Linked DNA regions of Homo sapiens: region 2 is linked to region 1. A link is a loop called in an ENCODE intact Hi-C map of the cell type or tissue named here. Cell type or tissue: heart left ventricle. All regions are shown on one strand.

Region 1 (8,000 bases):
TAGTGTTATTATTAAATGAAATAAACTACTAAGTAGTGGTAACATTAGTTTTGTTAAAGCAAAATCCTATATAATATGTACACCTTTATCTCATATATAGGAGATATATTCCATATATATTTATCCTGTATATCCTTAAATATATTTACATATATGTGTATAAACATAAGGAAAGTTGTGGGAGAGTACTTATAAAACTTAATATTGGTTATCTCAGGATACTGAGATTAGAAGCATGGAGGGGGAGACTCTTAACTATCTTTACATAGCTCCACTGTCCTTGTTATAAGCATGCATTGCTTTGGTACAGAAGAATTCAGTAAAATAAAGGAAAGAAATAATTTGCTATTTTCTCAAACCTTTGCTTTAAAAAATATATGAAATACCATTTTTATTTTCTCCCTCTTAATCCCCTATTTTCTCTGCAAGCCTGATATTGACCAGGGCTGATTTTGCCAATTACGATAGTTTTCAAGATAGAAGTCCCCAGGGTTGGTGAGGGACCAACATATATACCAGACCATAATACATACCACAATGGCATGCTTTGTGTGTAAAAGGATTTCATTTTCTCTAATTAATAGCTTAGTAGTTTTTGGACATTAAGCCTCAAATAAGCCCTGGAATTAATGTCATTCCGTCTATGTAGTGATTTACCAAATTCCAGATGGTTCCCTGGTGTGGTCCTTTGTTCATGATGTCAGAGTTACTAATCCCTTTTAGCCAAGCAAGCATTTATTATGTGTTGCAAATGCAGATACTCTCAGGTCACCAGTAGGACATTTGGTTAAGAGATAAGAGGAGGAATCATTTGTCTCTCCTGATGATCTGGTGGAGATACTTGGTGTGGTGGGTGGGCTAGCTGAAAAAGAAATCAGAGAAATTCCCAGGAAGAACTGCTTTGGGGCTGGCTAGCTAGTATCTTTCTGACATTTTTTTCTCCTTCAGAAATCCTTTGCCTTACTCAGAACCCTTGGATTAAGTAATAGGAACTGCCCCAGTCAAGTTCAGTTTTTACTAGGATTTTTTCCCCACCAAATATGAACAAATGTAATTCCTGGGCTTTGTGAATTTCTGTTGTGATTTTAGTAATGTTTTTGACATTGCTAACAGACTCTGAAGAAAAATGCAATCTGTCAGTAAACCCTTTAATATAGTAAGGTTTTTTTTTTTTTTTTTTTTGAGATGGAGTCTTGCTCTGTCGCCCAGGCTGGAATGCAGTGGTGTGATCTCAGCTCACTGCAACCTCTGCCTCCTGGGTTCAAGCGATTCTCCTGCTTCAGCCTCCTGAGTAGCTGGGATTACAGGTGTGCACCACCACACCTGGCTAATTTTTTCTATTTTTAGTGGAGACTGGGTTTCACCATATTGGTCAGGCTGGTCTCGAACACCTGACCTCGTGATCCACCCACCTCAGCCTCCCAAAGTGCTGGGATTACAGGCGTGAGCCACTGCGCCCAGCCATTTTTTTTTTTTTTTTTTTTTTTTTGAGACGGGTTCTCCCTCTGATGTCCAGGCCAGAATGCAGTGGTGTAGTCAGCTCACTGCAGCCTCAAACTCCTGTGGTCAAGTAATCTTCCTGCTTCAGCCTCACGAGTAGCAGGGACTACAGGTATGCACCACCACATCTGGCTAATTTTTTTTTTTTAATTCTGTAGAGATGAGGTCTCACTGTGTTGCCCAGGCTGGTCTTGAACTCCTGGCCTCAAGCAATCCTCCTTCCTCGGCCTCCCAAAGCACTGGGATTATAGGCATGGGCCACTGCACCTAGCCAGACATTTTTTTAATTGTGGTAAAATACACATAACATGGTTACCATCTTAGCCATTTTTAAGTGCACAGTTTAGAAGTGTTAAGTATATTCATATTGTTGGGCAACCAATCTCTAGAACATTTTAATCTTGCAAAACTGAAACTATACCCATTAAACAACTCCCCATTCCCCTGCCTCCCAGACCCTGGTAACCACTATTCCACTTTGTTTCTATGAATTTGACTACTCTGGATACCTCATATAAGTGGAATCATCCAGTATTTGTCTTTTTGTGTCTGGCTAATTTTGTTTAGCATTATGTCTTCAAAGTTCATCTCTGTTGTAGCACGTTATCATAATTTCTTTCCTTTTTAAGGCTAATATTCCACTATGTCCATTAAGGGATTTCATTCATATATACATATATATATATATATACATATATATATACACACATATATATATACATATATATACACACATATATATATACATATATATATACACACATATACATATATACACACATATATATACATATATATACACATATATATACATATATATACATATATATACATATATATACATATATACATATATATGTATATATATGAATGAAATATATGAATGAAATATATATATGCACACACACACACACACATACACACATATTCAAAAGCCTTAGATATAAAAAATATTCACTGTTTTAACCCTCGAAAAACCTGTACTCATTTATTTATTGAAGTTGACTAAAATATGGCCGAGTACTAAAAAAACTGATGACTGAGTCACTACTCTGGAAGTTCTCAAAGTGAGGATACAGTGATTATCCAAGGCTGGATGGGTCATTTGTGCAATATGTAAAAGTAACAAAGACATACCACCTTAAGTTACCCTATTTCAGGGCCTGTTGTTTCTAGAGAATTCCTTACAACTCTCCCTTGCAAAACTCTTCCTCTCACTCATAGAAGATCAAAGTGGAATTTACTAATTTAAGGACTAATATTTCGCTTATTGTTCTAAGCTTATAAATTCTGCCTCTTACAGAAAACAGACCCTCTTCCTTGTTTTAGATCATATTTGCGTTTAGTATTTTTTTTTTTTTGGCATTAGAAACAGAAAGGAGAGAGGCTGCTGAGTCCCCTGCTAAAGCTCTAGTCTAAGACTGACATTTTAAAATTCAGCAGACAGAGCAAATCCACATGATTCCAGGACTTGCCTCTCAAGGTCAGAATATTTAGTGAACACTTGGGTCAAATCCTCTCCTTGGTATCGGTGCCAGGATGTTGGCCCTCAGTTCACCTTCCTGAGCTCTTTGCTCAGTTCTCTTAGGGATGTTTGGCTGTGCCCCCTCAGGCCTTACTTCTGAGCTGATACGTTTGACCTCAAAATGGATAACAGGGCAGGAAGGTGGGACCAGCTTCTGTCACACTGTGCAGTTTATTTTCTATCAATAGCCCTGTTACAGTGCACAGGCTCTTGGGTTCCTTGAGGAATGGAGCCATTTTGTAAACAAAACACTGTCATTTTAAGCCATTAGAATGCATTCTATGAGGCATAATGGCCAGCGGAGAGCTACTGGGAAAGTCGGATGAAGCACAGAGTGAAGTATTTGGTTCTCTGGGTCTCCTGTGATTTAACTGCCCTACAAACTCAGCCTTCCCATTAAATACTGTATTAAAAAAATCTCTGGAGCAAAAGCAAATATGTGCTTTTCTTCTCTGAGAAGAGATGGATTTAGCAATTCTACTTCTGTTTGTTATTTCAGTGGAATCTAGTTGTTTTGGGAGTTAAATAGTCTTCTCTCAGATGTTATTTTAAATGCCCTCTACCCGCCACCACCCCTCCCCCCGCCTTTTTTCTTTTTGGTAAGAAAACTAGCTCCTTAGCTCTTCAGGTAGTGGTGAACAGTTTTAGTGCTAAAGAACATTCTCTCTCATGTTTTGGACATGAGTCTGAGTACATTAAATGTGTTCATGCATTTTATATTGTAAAATACAATGTAATTCTTGTTTTGTGAGTGGGAGGGTAGACGATAGTGCTGAATTCCATGTGTTAGTCCAGGCTTTATGGGAGGCAGATGGCAAAACGGCGTTAAATGTGCCAAGATTCCATTAGCGGACACTACCGTGTGAGAGAAGATGAAGAGTATCAGAAAAGGCTGCGAGAGTTTCGGCTCGCCCTGTAAGCCTGATCCAGGGAAGAGGAGAGGGTGGGAAGGTTAGGTGGGAGCACTGTGGTTTTGAAACAGCTGTGCAGTTTAAGGAAGGTTTGTAAGGCTACTGGGGAGTCTTTGGGCCAAGATCAACCTTCAGAAGAGTCCAGTGTCTCCCAGAAACCGGCTGCTTTGGCGTCCCTGAGGATCACTCACTGGCCAGGCACAGCTGTGGGAGGTACAGGGGGGCCCTCGGTTAATTACATGGCCTGTCACCTAAGGTGTAGGAGCCATTCTCAGAGTTGCTGCAGTCTGCATCTTTAAAGTTTTGGAGAACTCTGTGTTACCTGGTTCTAACATCACTAATGATGGATGCTGTTTCTTTTTTAAAGTAAGTCTCCATTGATTTTTGCATCTCATAATTCATTAGTTTGAAAGCTTCCAAAAAGCAGTTAATTGCCCCCAGGGGCCATCTAGGATCCTTTTATTCGCTGGAGGAACTCTGATATGATATCAGTAAAGAAAAGCAAAAACACAAAGAGGTTTTTACTTCTGTCGGTCCTAAGATTGTTATGTGTTCTTATGAGTTTTGCGGCCACACTCATCTGTCATTTATTAGTTGAGTGACCTTATGCAAATCACTGAACGTCTTTATGTATACAAATAGTCATAAAAATTCATAGCTGGCAGAATCATTGGGGGTTAAAACAATATGTATATTAGGACTTGGCACATAGTAGGTCCTCAGTTGAAAATGTAGACATAGCCAAGTTGTATTGGAAGTTTACCCTGTGCTCCATGGGGTGCATAACTGTCAGAGTTCACTGCAGGGATCTGGAAGATGCCTGGTGTTTTAAGCAGGAAGGGATTAGTGTCGGGAGGTGGTGCTCACACAATCATGGGAAGTGGTGGGGGTGGCCAGCCCCAGGCTGGGCTTCCAGACCAGCTCACCAGGGAAGCCTCTACCTCTGTTCCAACCAGGAAGGGGAGAATGAGGAAGCTGCCACTGACCCTGCCACATTCCAGGACACACACCACCATGGCTGCAGTCCAGGAATTGGGAAGCTGGGAGCATGAAGCTGCCACCACCACTGCAAACTGCCTCTTGACACCCTTAGAGTTAGTGTCTGGACAGTGGGACACCACTGCAGAAATGCCACATCTCCACAACCTTACTTACCAGCAGAAAGCCAGAAGTAGCAGCGCTGGGCGTCTCCTGGATTCTGCCTTCCAAATTGCATGACAGTGCATCTGCCACACAGACCCTGATTGGCATGCAGAACTCTAGCTGTGGTGGCTTTTAGCTTCCCAACTCTGTCATCCAACAGGGGTCTGCAATACAGGAAGGCACAGGAGAAGGAGGTGGCTGGATGCCCGAGCATAGCTGGCACCCTTTTCCAGCACTGTGCTAGGTACACTATGTGCATCACCTCATGTAACTGTTGTCATAGCAGAGCAATATAGGTAGAATTATTACCCCCACTTTACTGATATGGAAAATGAGGCAGGTATCTGGTGGGGGCAGTCTGTGTACTCAGATCTGTCTGTTCTCAAAGCTCATTCACTTAATTAGTCTGGTGCTTTTTCTAGAACATATGCGTTCTTTGTGTTCACTTTTGAAAAATGTCCCAAATCCCAGTTTCTTTTCCTGTGTGGATGAAGCTGCCCTCACTGCAGGCAGATTGGGTAAATTGTTTTTGATGATCATTCAGGGAATAAATACATGAACCTCTTCACTCCAGCTCCAGGGGTATAAAGAGTCAGTTTGCAGTGGTGGTGGCAGCTTCATGCTTCCAGGCTCCCGATTCCTAGACTGCAGCCCTGGTGGTGTGTGTCCTGGAATGTGGCAGGGGCGGTGGCAGCTTCCTCATTCCTTACTTCCTGGTTGCAACAGAGGTAGAAGCTTCCCTGTGGGCTGGTCTGGGAACCCAGCCTAGGGCTCACACCACAGCACCACCTTCCACAATTCTGTCTCCTGCTTTGAGTCATCAAGCTGTAAAGAGCATTGCAGATTGTCTTGTGAGTCCCTTGCCTCTCTTCTGCCATTATGAACAGGGGAACTGAGACAGAACTAGATGAGCATATTCTGATTAAGGGCTTGAAGTTGAGATTCTCACTCAGACCAGCATCCTTTCTCTTATCCAGTAGCTTGGTTGTCCTTGGACCTATAATACATTGCATTCACTGTCCTTCTCAGGCTCACACAATAAAGGTCCCAATGGGAATGCCCGGATACATCTGCACCCTTGATCTTTGGCATATGGACTCTCTGCTTTTTTTATTTGTTTGTTTCAGGTTGTGACATTGCCACAGGAGATGGCCACACATGCTTATGCCTTCTAGGGCTCAGTTTTGGTGAATCAGTTGTTTTCAGAAAGTAGCCTGTGAACTGCTGGCTGTTGATGAGAATCCATTAGATCCTCTGAGGTCTAGTTGAAATGGCAAGATCACAGTATGCCAAAGTCTTCTCAAGTTCTTAGCTTGCCATGGGGACAAAGAGAATCTCTGGTCCTTCAGTGGCCACTCCTTTTACAAGGCAAAGTTTTTCAGGCAGACTTTGTTGCGTCTCAACCCAGGTATTTCTGCAACTCCCTTAAAACTGCTCATGTGTTCTACAAATCCACTCTGTTGACACCAGTCACCTGTTTTCTGGATGGCTCTAACATTCTCTTGCAGATCGTTCTCTTTGCCATACTGCTACCAGTCTTCCTGCACAGCTTCAATTTAGGTGAGATAGGCACTAACTTCTTAGTTAAATATTTAAAGCACATCCAAGAAACCTTGCAGAAGGCTTGCAGAGACCATAAAAATCACTCAAAAAGCAAAACTGTAAGTGGACAACCAATGCCACATCTCCCCACGTGGCTCCGCTGCAGTCCATTGCAAAGGGTCTATTTGAGCTGCTTCTTGCCTCACCCTCAGCCTGCCCCTGTGTTAGCCAGTGCTCATTAACACCATCACCATCCTGGAGTACCTAGAAAACTTTTGTTTTAAATTTTTAATTTTTGTTGGTATATAATAGGTATATATATTTATGGGGCATTATGGGATATTTTGGTACAAGCATACAAGGTGTAATAATCACATCAGGGTAAATGGGGTCTCTGTTACCTCAAGTATTTATCCTTTGTGTTACAAACAATCCAACTGTACTCTTTTAGTTATTTAAAAATGTACAATTAAATTATTTTTGATTTGTCACCTATTGTGCATCCTATTGTGCTAGCAAATACTAGGTCACCCTATTTGTCAAATTGGTATCCGTGTGAGGGGGAAGATCAGTGGAGCCTTCTATTTGGCCATCTTGTTCCACCCTTTCTCCATGTCAAACTTCTTAATCTCTCCAGAAGCCTGTGTATGGGCAGACTTGGGGAAGTATGGAGGCTTCTGTGAACAGATGTGGATTTCAGCTGAGATGCTGGGGTGGAGGTGGCAGTGAAAATCTGAGGGAAGACAGAGGGTTCCCTTCTCCTCCTCCTAGTCTTCAAATGGTAGACACTGACAAATATTCCATAGTAGCAGAGAGAAGAATCCAGATCAGAGGGATGGTCAGGGATTACACTTCTTTATCGCATAGCTTGATCTCGAAACTCTTAATTCAAGTAAGAACACCAGCTGTTTTTAAAAGCTTACATTTATCTCAGTCTTCCTCCAAACAATCACCTGCCACAATGTTTGATCAATTGTGATCCTTGTGTCTGAGGATGGGGAGGGTCAGGATCTGTAACTCTGTTTTAGGTGGCAGCCAGAGGAGACATGAAAGCAGTATGTGGGGTGTGTGTTAATTCCACTTCTGGGAGTGTCACTTCTCTTGTTGTTGTTCCAGACTTGCAGTGAATGGAAGGAAAATAGTATGTGCAGACTTGGATCACTTTGGTAATTATGCCCATCATATGAGGAAACAGGGAGCAGCCTTTGTTTAGCAAGAAAACGAATCCAACAGCCAACGAATTACATTTTTACAAAATCGCAGCATGTGTGTATGTAGGGGGTGGGGAGTATTTTGTGTTTGAGGTTTTTGAGGCTTTTATGTTTCTCTTGGTCACCAGAAATAGGTCATTGGACCCTTTCTGTCTGGAAAAACTTGGT
Region 2 (8,000 bases), 120 kb after region 1:
GGGTTCAAGCCAACACTGAAATGAAAGAAGTCAGAAAGATAGTTTTAAGAATTCACTGTGGGGCAAGGGAGAGTGGATGGTAAGCAACAGAGTGTCCAATAGTCTCTAAGCATGATCAGGTGTAATGAGAGGCCGCAACAACAGGTCTAGTCCAGTAGTGATTACAGGGATGGACAGAACAGGAATTACTGGATGTGAGGAAATCTGTCCCATCATTTTCACTCCCACTACAAAAACGCTTTCATTTCCAAAGTAACTCATACCTAAGACACTGCAACAGTCTCCTAACTGGTCTTGCCTCCAATTTCTCACTCTTCTACTCTATCCTATGCTACTTCCGTAATAATTACCTTAAAACATTGCTTTTTCAGTGATTCCCCCAACCAACTATCCCATAAAAATATGTAGCAGATCTACAGCGACTAGCTAAAAGCCTATCTGTAAGCAGACAAGGAGGTTTCCAGGGTTTATAGGAATTTCATCAACTTGGGCAATCAGCCTGTTTTACAACCTCCTGCCCTACAGCCTGTGTGGAATGCGGTCACTTTGTTGGCTTAAACTAGCTCCTGACAGACCCCTGCAACTTACTATGCTAAAGTCTCCACTGTGGGAGAGGCAACAGCTTCATTACCATAACATGCGACCTATGTGCTGGCATGATGGCTCACTGCATCTGTGCACCTGGGATCCCTCCTCCATATTCAAGGCTGCACCCTTCTCTCCTCTCCATTGCCCCATAAAGCCCTCCTGTTGCTTTTCCTTAGGGAGGCAGTGCCTTGAAGAATCCTTACAGTGTCCTACTTCCTAGCACCAAGTAATAAAACTCCTATTGATCAAAACCCACATTCTCATGGGGAGTTCTTTGTTACTCATCAAGTGAGCGAACCTGAGTTTTTTTCTGGGTAAATTATTTCTAGATTAACAGTCCAGGCCAACCACAATTTGGTCACTGGGGAAAATTAAGATGAAGTGTACCACAAGAGAGAGCTGGATCTAGAGTTAGAGGACCTAGAAATAAGTCCCAGCTCTGCCTCCTTGGATACGTCATGAGCTTTCTGAGCCTCAGGTTCCTTATTTGTGAAACAAACATTAATTGATACTTAGGTGTAATGTTAAGGAAGATGATGATGATGACTTTACTAACAGCTTAGTGTGGTGTTACACACCACACTTGGGCAATCAGCCTGTTTTACAGCCTCCCGCCCTACAGCCATACGTGAATTAATAAGTACTGTGGATATTGTAAAATACTACAGAAATGAGAATTATCCTTCTCTAAGTTCTCTCAAATCGTCTGTTAGTAAGGCAGTTCTAGAATCTTAATGGTGATATAGCTGTAAAAATGTACCAAAACTGTTATTTATGTTTTATCTCCTATCTCTGGCTTCCATTCCTCTGGCCAAGGATGGCCAAAACTAACCATCTAGTCTGAAAACCATTATTCTTGTGGAAAAGATTTGAGAAAAACAGGATAGATACCTTTCCCTCTAATATCTAATACCATCTTTTCCAAACAGAAGTAGCTTTCCTTATTCTGTTCATCTTCCTGCAGTAAATACTAAGTCAAGTCACTAGCTGTGAACCATGGCTCTGAAGGCCTAGCTAAGACAAGGTGGGTTAATAAAAAAAGAAAAAAGAAAAAAAAAAAAAACCCAAGAACTCTGAGTAGTATAAGGAGTTTTGAGCTAAAGTCTTGTTTCTGCCTGAAGCCAGGTGTGCTACCTTTAAAGTTACATCTGGGACCTGAGGAAGGCAAGGGCAATGAATGTTTTATATGCAGCTGTATCCCCAGTGCTGGAATCAGTTCTTGACACTTATAGACACACAAAGTAGAATGAGATAATGAAGTGATGGTCTTCAAATCTGACACTTTCCTTAAGTAGTCCATGGTGTCTGGAGTAACAAAAATGTCACAAAATCAATGCAAACATGTCCATGGCCACCAGGCTAAAAACGCATTTTTGGATGTACACTATCTAAAATGCTTTATTATTTTTCTTTATCATGCCTTGTGTTAGACACTGAAATGCTTAAATTGATTTGATGCATAAGGGGTCTCCAGAGATCTGGGATCTGGAGGGAAACTGTCAAAATACAGAATGCAGGGATCTTTACTTATAAATTCAACAAATATTTACTAGATATTTTCTATGTGTCAGGTGCTAGATATCAAAATTGAGGCAGAGCACCACCAAATAATAGACTCTTTCTTCATCAACAGAAATTAGATGGTTTACATCAATTACTTTTATAAACAGTACACCCTGTGGGTAGAGTGAAGGGGGAGACGGCAGTTCAGACTATGAGTATAAACAGTTGCAAAGGGCACATACATACATTTGAATTTTCTGCTGAAATTAAGCCATAATACACTACATTCTTAATACGATTAAATGTGATCTTCAAAGTACAGTTAATCATGCATGGGTGAGAGTGGTCAAATGACATCGGGTAGATCAATTGCAAGGGCAGTTGGTAGGTGCTCCATAAATTTGCTGTTATTTTAAGAGTTAAAATTTATTCAATCATCTTCAATAAATTTTTTTTAAAGATCTTCACAAAGAAACCAAAAGGATCAATAGTACTCTTACCAAAATAATTTCTAAAATAACATGTTTATCTAAAAATGTGTTATTGTTCCAGATAACTACTGCTGCATAAAACTATCCCAAAACTTAGGGGCTTAAAATAGCCATTTTACTATATTGCATGATGCTGTGGGTCAACAATTTGGGCAGAACTCAGTTGGGCAGTTCTTCTGTTCTACATCATATTGACTGGGGCCACTCAGAGGTCTTTAGTTATAGTGAGCAAGGCTGGGCTGGCGAGTCAAAGATGGCCTCACTTGAGGCCTGGCACGTTGGTAGGAATGGCTGGAAGGGAGCTCCCTCCTCCTCTCTATCTAGCCTCCGGGCCTCTCCGTGAATTTTCCAGCAGCATAGCTGGACTTCCTATGTGGTAGCTCAGGGCTTCAAGAAAGTAAGGCGGAAGCTGTTAGTCTTCTCAGAGATTAGGCCCCAAACTGGCTTGGTTATCACTTCCAGCATACTCTATGGATCAACACAGTCTTAACAGGCAGCACAGACTCAAAGGGAGAGGAAACAGATCCTACTTCTCAATGGAAGTTGTGTCAAAGAATCTGCAGCCATCTTTAATCAAGAGCATTTAGTAAAAAAGATGTCATCTTTCAAAACTGAGCAACATTTCCAGTTCATGAGGATTTGTTTACCCAAATTAACAAAAGCTTTAAAAAAGGAAGCTGGCCAGGTCAAAGAAAGATACTGTTTATTTAAACAAGGTATCTCAAAAATATATGCACAAATGGGATTTGAATTGTCATGATTTAAAAAAAAAGAGAGAGTTTGAGGTAACAGTCTATAGTGACCATAAAATTTATTGCCCACACTGAGATACTTTCAAGATGGAAAGGGGTACTGTAAATAAATGTAGAGAACAACAAGCATAGACCTGAACTGTCCCAGATAAAAGAGACATACAGTCACCTTTGGAGAAAAGGGAATAGATTGAAGCAATGGTACTTATTCAAAGGAAAATAGATATGTGATTGTTAAGAAGCCACTCACTGTGGCCTATAAAGAAAAGCTTCAGGACTCATTACTTAGTAGGATATGCTGATGCAAGCAATAAAATAAATTTCCTTCCCTCCATAAATGTACAAGTATTTCCTTCAATAAAACCAGATGATGTGCTCAGGGTGGCCTTAGGAATAAACATTTTCTGTCATCAAGAGTAGCCTTTTAAAATGTATATACCTCTGGGAGGCATCCTACCATAATTAAGATACTGATTTGTTCAGCAGGGATGGTAAACATACAACATCCTGGCTGCCTCTCTCAGGACAAATGCTGCTGGTGGATCACAGTATTCCCATGACTGAGCTCACACACAGCTGGGGGACTCTCCCTGCACAGAGCTCCACACAGCAGCTGCACCTATTGAGATAATGCTCTGTTTACATCCTTCTTCAATAAAGGTAACAGCACTCCAAAACTAGTTGACCATCCAGCAAGAACAGACATAGGGTTTATGCAAACATTATAGTTCCTTAATGCTAGACCATTGTAAAAAAGTTTTATATCATTGGTATTATGCATAAACTGGATTAACCATTAGAAATTATTTTCTCATCACTTGCTCATAAAAAATAAACTAAAAATAATTAAGTTTAGTTCATTTTCTGGTTAGCTTTCATGTATCTATGTATGTATGCATGTATGTATGTATGTGGCTACTTAACAATAGGATTTCAGTGCTTCACTTTACCAGTCAACATTACTGATTGTCAAAGTTTGTTGGGACTGTTGGTTCACGAAGTAGAAAAAGAAAGCAGTGGAGTGTAAGTGGATCATTGAGGGAAGGAGAAATTATATTTTAGATAGGGAGGATAAAAATGTACTAAATATACTGCTGTGGTCTGAATGCTTGTCTCCCTAAAATTCATATGTTGAAATTTAATCCCCAATGTGATAGAATGAAGAGGTGGGGACTTTAGGAAGTGATTCGGTCATGATGGCTCCACCCTCATGAATGGGATTAGTGCCCTTATAAAGGAGGTTTGTGGGAGCCATTTTGCCCTTTACACCATATGAAGATGCAGCAAGAGGCACCATTTGTGACACGAATTTTGCTGGTGTCTTGACTTTGGATTTCCTGGCATCTAGAACTGTCAGCAATACATTTCTATTGTTTATAAATTACACAGTCGAAGGAATTTTGTTATAGCAGCCTGAAGAGACTAAGACATATACAAAAAGGCGATTATATATAAATATACAATTGTTGTCATTAGTCTTGTAGACAAAATTCTGAATTTCCATAAAATGAATAAAAACTTCCTTAGAAAAGGTGGCCTAATAAGAGCAATGTTTTTGGTGCAAAAATATTTTGAAACTTAGAAATGAAAGTGTCTTTAAAAATATATTTCTGTATAACTCAATACTGCAAAATATATACCCATTTATAGGACATTTTGGCACACCAGAAGGACAAAGATAGTATCTTGTTCTTATTCTGTATAATGCCCAAGGCAATGCTATGCAAATGAGGTGGCTTAAATGATATTAGTTGATAGTGATGACTTTTATACAAAGACAAAACTTTTCTCAATTTGATTATTAAAAAGCTATGCCAGCATGTTACTATATATAACTAGCCATAAAGACTGTTAAAATTATCTTCACCCCATGCATATTTGGTATTCATAAAGAGGTCTACTGTCATTATTAACTTTTTTAAAAAGAGAAGTGTTAACAAATACTAATATGCTGATTGCTTTTTATGTCACATATTAATATTTAAAATATGTGTACTAAAAATCATCACAATTCCTCATGAGTCAAAAAATTTACCGCCACCATTTATAGCCAATATATTTAGGTCTCTAGGGGAAGGCAAAAACACAAAGCACTCAAGGTCTATGCTATAAGTTCTATAACGTAGTGTTAGAGCACTTAAAACACAGAGGAGAAAGCAATGGGAAAAACAGAAATGTTATACTATACTAGGTATATAATTCATCTCAATATAGTAAGACAATTGAGCCTAATTCCTAAGAAGTCACGTGGCAGTATACAGATAAAAGGCTGGGTTTCATTCCTATTTCTGTGATTCTTGGTGAAACTTTATTATTAATATTTTAGGTTCACTATGTAAAGAAACACTTTACGTTCGTTATCTCACGAGTTACTACATCATACTCATATTACAAATGAGGAAATTAAAATGCAAGGAATGTCAACTTGCTCCTAATTACATAACTAATAAGTGCTGGATCTCAGCTTTAATGAGATTAACATTCGCTGTCTTCATGGATGAGAAGATAAGTATATACAATAAAATACTCCATTCGAGAATTATAATACATACAGTATTCATAATGTTCATTGGAAACCTAAAGATGAATTAATTTAGGACCAGGGGCAGTGGCTCAGGCCTGTAATCCCAGTGCTTTGGGCAGTTGAGGTAGTCGGAACACTTGAGGCCAGGAGTTTGAGACCAGCCTGGGCAAAATAACAAGATCCCATCTCTAGAAAAAATTTTTAAAGAATTACTTGGATGCGGTGGTGCCTGCTCTGTAGTCCTAGCTATTCAGATGGCTGAGGCAGAAGGGTTGCTTGAGCCCAGGAGTTAGAGGCTGCAGTAAGCTCTGATGGCGCCGCTGCACTCCAGCCTGGGCAACAGAACAAGACCCTGTCTCTTAAAATACTCTAAGATTTCATTTACAGAGAGAGAGCTGTAAAGATACTTAGTAGAGAAAATACTAATATGCATTGAATTATTAATATAGTATTTCCACATTTGAATTATTAATTTCTAAGGGTCAGGAAAGCATGAGAACACTCCTAAATGTTTTAAATAAAGGTTTTTCAATGTTTCTCTTGGGTAACTTTACTAAGTGATTTTAAGATATTTATAGTTTTACTGTCTTACAGGGAGAGGTGAATCAGTGTTATCCTGGATAGATGCAGCAGACCTCTATTTTGAGTTTTCTGAACCTCCTCAGCAACTGTTCTTGAAATAGATAATCCCGCACTCATGTATTCAAGTCTGAATACTACCACAACCTCCCTTTCTCTGTTCTAAGTTTTCACAAGGCAAAAGTTATCTTGAATTACTAGAATGAACAACATTACATGAGAAATACATTCTCATATTTCTAATATGCACAACAGAGATAAATGCTTTCTCAAAAGATATGCTATATCTTTTTGTTCAGTGACTAAATGCTATCTTTCTCTGAATTACAGGTAGTATTTACTAACTCACATTGGGAAGTACTTCATTTTCGTAATCTTACACAGCATTGCTGGGAACCAGAAAAGCAGGAGAGAGAAGATGAAATATTAAACAGATAGTTACATTTAGTTTTCTTAGAGTAAAAATGTCCTAGGATAGCAGTTTCCAAGCTATGTGTGATAAAATCAATTTGGTGGGTCATGAAAAGCACTTAAAAACAACGAAATAAAATAGAAAAAAATAAATAGAAAAAGTAATACAAGCAACATAGCAAGTTTACTGTCTTATGAAATGTTGATTTCGGCTAGATGTATTTATTCCTATGTGTGCACTAAGTCACAATATAAAATGTACTTCTTACTGAGGGCCCTGGTTAAGAAAATGTGAAATCCCCTGCTGAGTGGATCTATAAAAATAGAGATAGTTATTAATTTTTTCCAATATTTGGCTTTTTGACAGATAACAATTTAAAAATAAAAATTATAAGTCACCTTATTTCTCCCTAAATATAAATTTTGGTATGTTTTAAAATCTTAAATGTATTAGAGAAATAAAAAACAAAAACAAATCCCCATCTATACAATTATGCCAGAGAAAGAATTTAATACATACCATGACAAAATCTTAGCTAGATTATGTATTAGAATCTTCAAATATTGTTTTTAGTTATTTTGATTACTTTAAATTTTACTAATATATTTATGCTTTATTTAACATACTTGACTGAAATGCAGATGTCCACAATTACAGCATTACTATTATTGATATTACTCTACTAAAAGGCTGAGTTTGATCTGGTAAAGCAGAAAGGATGTTTAAGAAATTAAACTTCTCTCTGTCAGGCTGAGAATAATTTTTAATGATATGAACCACAAGTGTCAAAGTAACAAATGAAATGGCAATATATAATATATGGCATATTTCTGCACACCATTAAAATTTCAAGATAAATTTCCTACATAAACACAATATCTATACATTTCCTTTAGTAACTATTCAGTCACCATCAGTTTTACCTTGTTTGAAAGTCTGCTCGTATTCAAACTCTTATTACTCCAAAAAAACTTAGAGTACTTAAAACTCTTTTTACAACATAGGCCTGAAAAATATAAGTGTGTAAAAAAACAGTAGGTAAGAATAGATGGAGAGAAACAGAAAACAGGGAAAAATCAAAACAGAAGCAAAGAAAACCCCAGAGTAAGGCATACATGCTCCCCTAGGCAGTAAGGTTCTAAAGACAATGA

Evidence for each region. A loop is a pair of places that touch in the nucleus more often than their neighbours do. Peaks named below come from ENCODE experiments on the same cell type or tissue, not always from the same donor. Only the 100,000 strongest peaks of a DNase experiment are listed, where the experiment ranks them.
Region 2: it touches region 1 in a loop (1.9-fold over the local background); 10 of 110 quality-filtered maps call a loop at or near these places.

What each region holds. Positions count from the first base shown.
Region 1 is chr13:97,565,904-97,573,903 of GRCh38, reverse strand. All of the region lies in intron 3 of LOC105370324 (a long non-coding RNA gene), which reads left to right. Among named protein-coding and RNA genes, the nearest start is that of RAP2A, 140 kb to the right of the region's middle. In heart left ventricle, no CTCF peak of the experiment used is centred here; a DNase peak (open chromatin) is centred at 4,874; H3K4me3 peaks cover 367 bases.
Region 2 is chr13:97,441,623-97,449,622 of GRCh38, reverse strand. The region is part of intron 1 of RAP2A (RAP2A, member of RAS oncogene family); the gene reads right to left. Among named protein-coding and RNA genes, the nearest start is that of RAP2A, 11 kb to the right of the region's middle. RefSeq lists an enhancer at 341-842. In heart left ventricle, no CTCF peak of the experiment used is centred here; no DNase peak of the experiment used is centred here.